Regions from separate parts of the Homo sapiens genome. Here region 1 is linked to region 2. A link is an interaction called in ENCODE POLR2A ChIA-PET data of the cell type or tissue named here. Cell type or tissue: A673. All regions are shown on one strand.

Evidence for each region. ChIA-PET counts read pairs that join two places held together with the same protein. Peaks named below come from ENCODE experiments on the same cell type or tissue, not always from the same donor. Only the 100,000 strongest peaks of a DNase experiment are listed, where the experiment ranks them.
Region 1: POLR2A ChIA-PET joins it to region 2 with 12 read pairs; 2 of 35 experiments call an interaction of 5 or more read pairs at or near these places.

The regions. Positions count from the first base shown.
Region 1 is chr13:46,097,923-46,100,422 of GRCh38, reverse strand. All of the region lies in intron 1 of CPB2 (carboxypeptidase B2), which reads left to right. It overlaps CPB2-AS1 (CPB2 antisense RNA 1), which reads right to left. Exons shown (of 3, transcript NR_046227.1): 3 at 1-2,025. Among named protein-coding and RNA genes, the nearest start is that of CPB2, 5.9 kb to the left of the region's middle. In A673, no CTCF peak of the experiment used is centred here; no DNase peak of the experiment used is centred here; H3K27ac peaks cover 435 bases.
Region 2 is chr13:45,958,018-45,960,517 of GRCh38, reverse strand. ZC3H13 (zinc finger CCCH-type containing 13) reads left to right here. Exons shown (of 19, transcript NM_001330564.2): 18 at 872-1,035. Among named protein-coding and RNA genes, the nearest start is that of ZC3H13, 93 kb to the left of the region's middle. In A673, no CTCF peak of the experiment used is centred here; no DNase peak of the experiment used is centred here; H3K27ac peaks cover 455 bases.

The DNA of each region.
Region 1 (2,500 bases), 140 kb before region 2:
TAAGGGGAAGCAGTCATGAAACCAGTTTCCAAAAATAGAGTGATCTGACTGACCCTCATCCCATTACCTAACTCTGTTGTGTTAGCACTTTGCTCAAATTCTGCATAAGAAGAGTCTGTTCACTACAAGCTGAACTTGGACATATCAATAAATTTTTGGTGAATTTTTAACTTCATAATTTTACTCACTATTTCCTAACTTATTTTTTGAATTTCCTTTATTTTTTCTTCTTAAGAGGTCTCATTTGGATAACATACATTTTTACCTTTATATTTTCTTTCTTTCTCTGCTTGTTGACTAATTTTTATACTTTTCTCCTTCTTTAATACATTAGGTTTTTTTTTAATTTAATACTGCCCACTCAACATTTTTTGTTCATTATTTTCTTTCTTTCTTTTGAGACCTAGTCATGCTCTCTTACCCAGGCTGGAGTCCAGTGGTGTGATTTTGGCTCACTGTAACCTCCACCTCGTGGGTTCAAGTGATTCTCGTGCTTCAGCCTTCTGAGTAGCTGGGACTACAGGTGTGAGCTACTATGCCACGCTTATTTTTGTATTTTTAGTAAAGACAGGGTTTCACCATGTTGGTCAGGCTGGTCTTGAACTCCTGACCTCAGGTGATCCACCCACCTCAGCCTCCCAAAGTGCTGGGATTACAGGCGTGAGCCACTGTGCCTGGCCCATTATTTTCAATATAATAGATTATCTACCATACTGCCTTGTGAGGATTAAATAAGAATACCTGTAAAGCACTTAGCACAATATCCAAGTTACTAAATATCAGTAAAAAAGAAGAAAAGTCCCCCCAGACATATTATGCTCTAGTCAACACAAGACTTCCTCTACATGGACTTGAAATTCAGCATCTCTTTAGATAATGAAGAGCTCATTGCTTGATAAGGTGTCCTATCTCATGGTTAGCTCAAATTGTTAGAAGTTCACACTGAAATTACAGTGATTTAATGATATGAACCTCCACTTCTCTATACTTTACATGAAAAGGAAGCTTTGAGTTTGCCACATCTTTTGCTACAACTCCCAAAATCATGCCCAACCAACTTTTAAGTAAGGGCCACAATCTTGACCCCAGCATTTAAGACCCTTAACAATCAGGTCCTACCCTGCCATTCGTCCTGGCTTTATTTCCTGGTATATCTCTATATAGGCCCCATATTTCTGCCCAGCTGGATCACTTCTCCTTCCTTGAGCTCTGATTTTACTTTTCTACTTGTGCACCTGCACTTATGATGTTTCATCTCCAATTCGTTTAGCAAAATTCTGCCTATGTTAGTCTTATACCATCTCATCTTCCCTTCACCTATTGAATCCTAGTATCTCAGAAGTCCAACTCAGAATATCTCCATTCTCTGACTACCTAAGTCAAAAATGATACCTGACTTTGTATTCCTGTAGCAGAATATTTATACCACTCGCATTGTACTTTTAGTGTTTTATCTCACAGAATAGGCATTTGTATCAGTTGCAGGTTAGTTTCCCCAGGAAACAGACTCCTGAGATGAAGATTGCATGGAGGAAGTTTACTGGAAAGGAATCTCAGGATCAGCATCTGTGGAGGAATGAAGGAAGAAGGCTTGGGCAGAGGAGAAACTGACCTGTGATGTAATCACAACTATGGCCTCACCTGTTCCTGTGGAGAGCCTTGAGGCTGGGTTGGCCTGGTAAAGTTGTCCCAAACTGGGGCAAGCAGGCATGCCTTTGTAACCCCTGTTTATTAGTCACTGGGTGTGGATTGTACCTTGGAGGAGGCATCATGTTGGGCAGCACAGCTCTCTTCAGGCAAGGGCAAGTCCTAGAAAGGGACTCAGGTGAGAATATCAGCTGCCAACCCTCCCAGAAGCTGAGGAGACAAAGAAGCTGAGGAAATAAGAGTTCATCCCTGGATGGAGATCTAGGCAGCAAAACGTGACATCTACTACAGTCCAACCCTTTGTGTCACTCAGGTCAATTTTCTTCATAAAATAAGCTTTGAGATCAACTCTTCTGGGGTTTTGCTTGGTCCCTCTTCCTAAAGGAAATATACAAGAGGAACGTTAGTGAAATAAACTACAACCTTCACAGCTACAGCTAGTCTCGAGGCCATAACCAATACTTGTCATTCCTCTTCTCCCCTACCCGTTCTGTTTTCCCCAAAGAGGTGCCCTTTGCTAGCACCTCTTCTAATCTAGGTGGTTTACCTGGTGAGACAACCCAGACCCTCAATCCTCAAGGATCTGAGTCATAATCACTGGGCCCTCTTGGGCCATGGCTGCTGCAATTGTCTGTATACATCAAATTTGGACAAGGGAATATTACAGAACGCCTAAGCTGGATTCCAAACATATTCTTCCCTGCCACATTCAGTATGTAAGTGCAGCCCTCAATGTCCTTCTGATTATTGGAGTCAATTACCCTTCCTGCATGGCTAGAAAACCCATGGTAACTCCTCGCCTTCCTGATAATCAATCAGCATGAGGAAACTGAAATGACTGGACAGTAACAAC
Region 2 (2,500 bases):
TTGTCCCAGGTTTTTATGGTGACCAAATCTAGGACAAAGTTTGCAGGTTATCTAACAATCACTTTCTTAACTAATTTTTTTAGAGGTCACAGACTTGAATATTGTTATAACATTTGAATCTTGCTATAATAAAGTCTTGAAATCTAAAACTCTAAATAGTAGTTGATGGTAAGCAGTATACTGAATTAGAGTTCAATGATTCTTAACTTGAACGTTTCTTTAAAACATCCTTTAAAAACGTTCTTTAAATAAATTCCCTGGGGCTGGGGGCGGTGACTCATGGCTGTAATCCCAGCACTTTGGGAGGCCGAGGCAGGCAGATCACTTGAGGTCAGGAGTTCAAGACTAGCCTGGCCAACATGGTGAAACCCCATCTCTACTAAAAATACCAAAAAAAAATTAGCCAGGTGTGGTGGTGTACGCCTGTAATCCCAGCTACTCGGGAAGCTGAGGCAGGAGAATCGCTTGAATCCAGGAGGTGGAGGTTTCAGTGAGCCGAGGTCGTGCCATTGCACTCCAGCCTGGGCAACAGAGAGATACTTTATCTCAAAAAATAAATAAATAAATAAATTGTTTAAAATTAAAAAAAAAATTCCCTGGGCTCTACCTTGAGATCCACATACAGTCTGCTTTTCTTATATTTTAAGTAAATTTAAAGTGGCTATCAGAATATTTATTCTTGTTTGAGACTACCAACATAACTACGTGTTGAAGGTGCTTCACAGAGAATATATTGCCTTTAATGTGAAATAATTTTCACCAATGTTGCTAACTTTAATAAAGTATAAAATTTGTAGAATATTCAGTTAAGTAGTTGGTAACCCTTTTCTATTTTAGTAAAACTTAATGCATGTTTACTTTTTTTTGAAAGATGCAGACAATCTCTTTGAACATGAATTGGGGGCTCTCAATATGGCTGCATTACTACGAAAAGAAGAAAGAGCAAGTCTTCTTAGTAATCTTGGCCCATGTTGTAAGGCGTTGTGCTTCAGACGGGATTCTGCAATTCGAAAGCAGCTTGTTAAAAATGAGAAGGTACTGTTATTTCCTTGGAAAAAATACAAAGTGAATAGTGTGAATGGCCTATTTTTCATTTGGTTGTTTTAAATTGAGATTGCAATCTTATGTTTTTATGAGTTTGGTTTCCTAATCTTTTATACATGTAAAAAGAAGAATGCCATTAAAATGTATAATATGCTTTATTTTACTTCAACAGTATTAATGAATTTTGTTTTAATAAAGTTTAAAATATTCCATTTCTGTTAAACGTTTTTTGTGAAAAGCTTTCAACAAGCAAACGTATTACAAAAATTTATTTAAATTGAAACTCAAGGAAAAAAATTTCTTAGAGTGATGAGGATATTTATGAGAGTAGTATTTATGAGAATATACAAAGTTGGAAGAAAGGGAAATAAAGCGACTCTATATAAGCATTTGAGAGGAATAAAGAGATTGAGAAGTAAGAGGAATAGAAATTAGATTTGGAAGAGATCTGTTAATGAAATCTGGTAAACCCAAGATGAAAACATTTTAGACTCTTTAAAGTTAAGAAACTGGGATTTTTGGCCGGGCGTGGTGGCTCATGCCTGTAATCCCAGCACTTTGGGAGGCCAAGGCAGGTGAATCACGAGGTCAGGAGATCGAGACCATCCTGGCTAATACAATGAAACCCTGTCTCTACTAAAAATACAAAAAATTAGCCGGGCATGGTGGCGGGCATCTGTAGTCCCAGCTATTTGGGAGGCTGAGGCAGGAGAATGGCGTAAACCAGGAGGCGGAGCTTGCAGTGAGCAGAGATCGTGCCACTGCACTCCAGCCTGGGCGACAAAGCAAGACTCCATCTCAAAAAAAAAAAAAAAAAAAAAAAAACTGGGATTTTTATTTGGGGTGGTGAGTGGATGGGTATAGGTAGTACAGACTGAGTATTCCTAATCCGAAGCTTTTGAGCATCGACATGACCCTCAAAGGAAATGCTCTTTGGAGAATTTCAGATTTTGGATTCTTAGATAGGGATGCTCAACTGGGTAAGTAAATGTAATGCAAATATTCCAGAATCCAAAAAAATTTCCAAATCTGAAACATTTCTGGTCCAAAGCATTTCAGTTGAGGACTACTCAACCTGGATGACAAAAGAGAGTTGGTGTGATTCTTTGCTTAGAAAGTTTAGAGTAATGATAAAATGGTTAACTTCACTAGCTTTTTACTTGGGGCAGTTAGGAAAACAGAATTATCTTTGACTATATAACATTGCTAAAGAAAAGATTACTTCATTAAAGAAAAATACTCAGATTTAGGGTAGTGGGTAGGGGGGATTCAATTTTTAAAAAACAGAAGAATGAGTTTATCTCCAAAGATTAAAATGGAAACAAATACGAGGAACAGGAGATTTTTAAAACATGTCTTGACTGTATAATCAAGTTTTCCTCACTTAAAAGTCTGGTTCAAGATTACTTTTGACAGAATCACTACAGTCATTCTCCTTTGCTCCCTGATTTCAGTA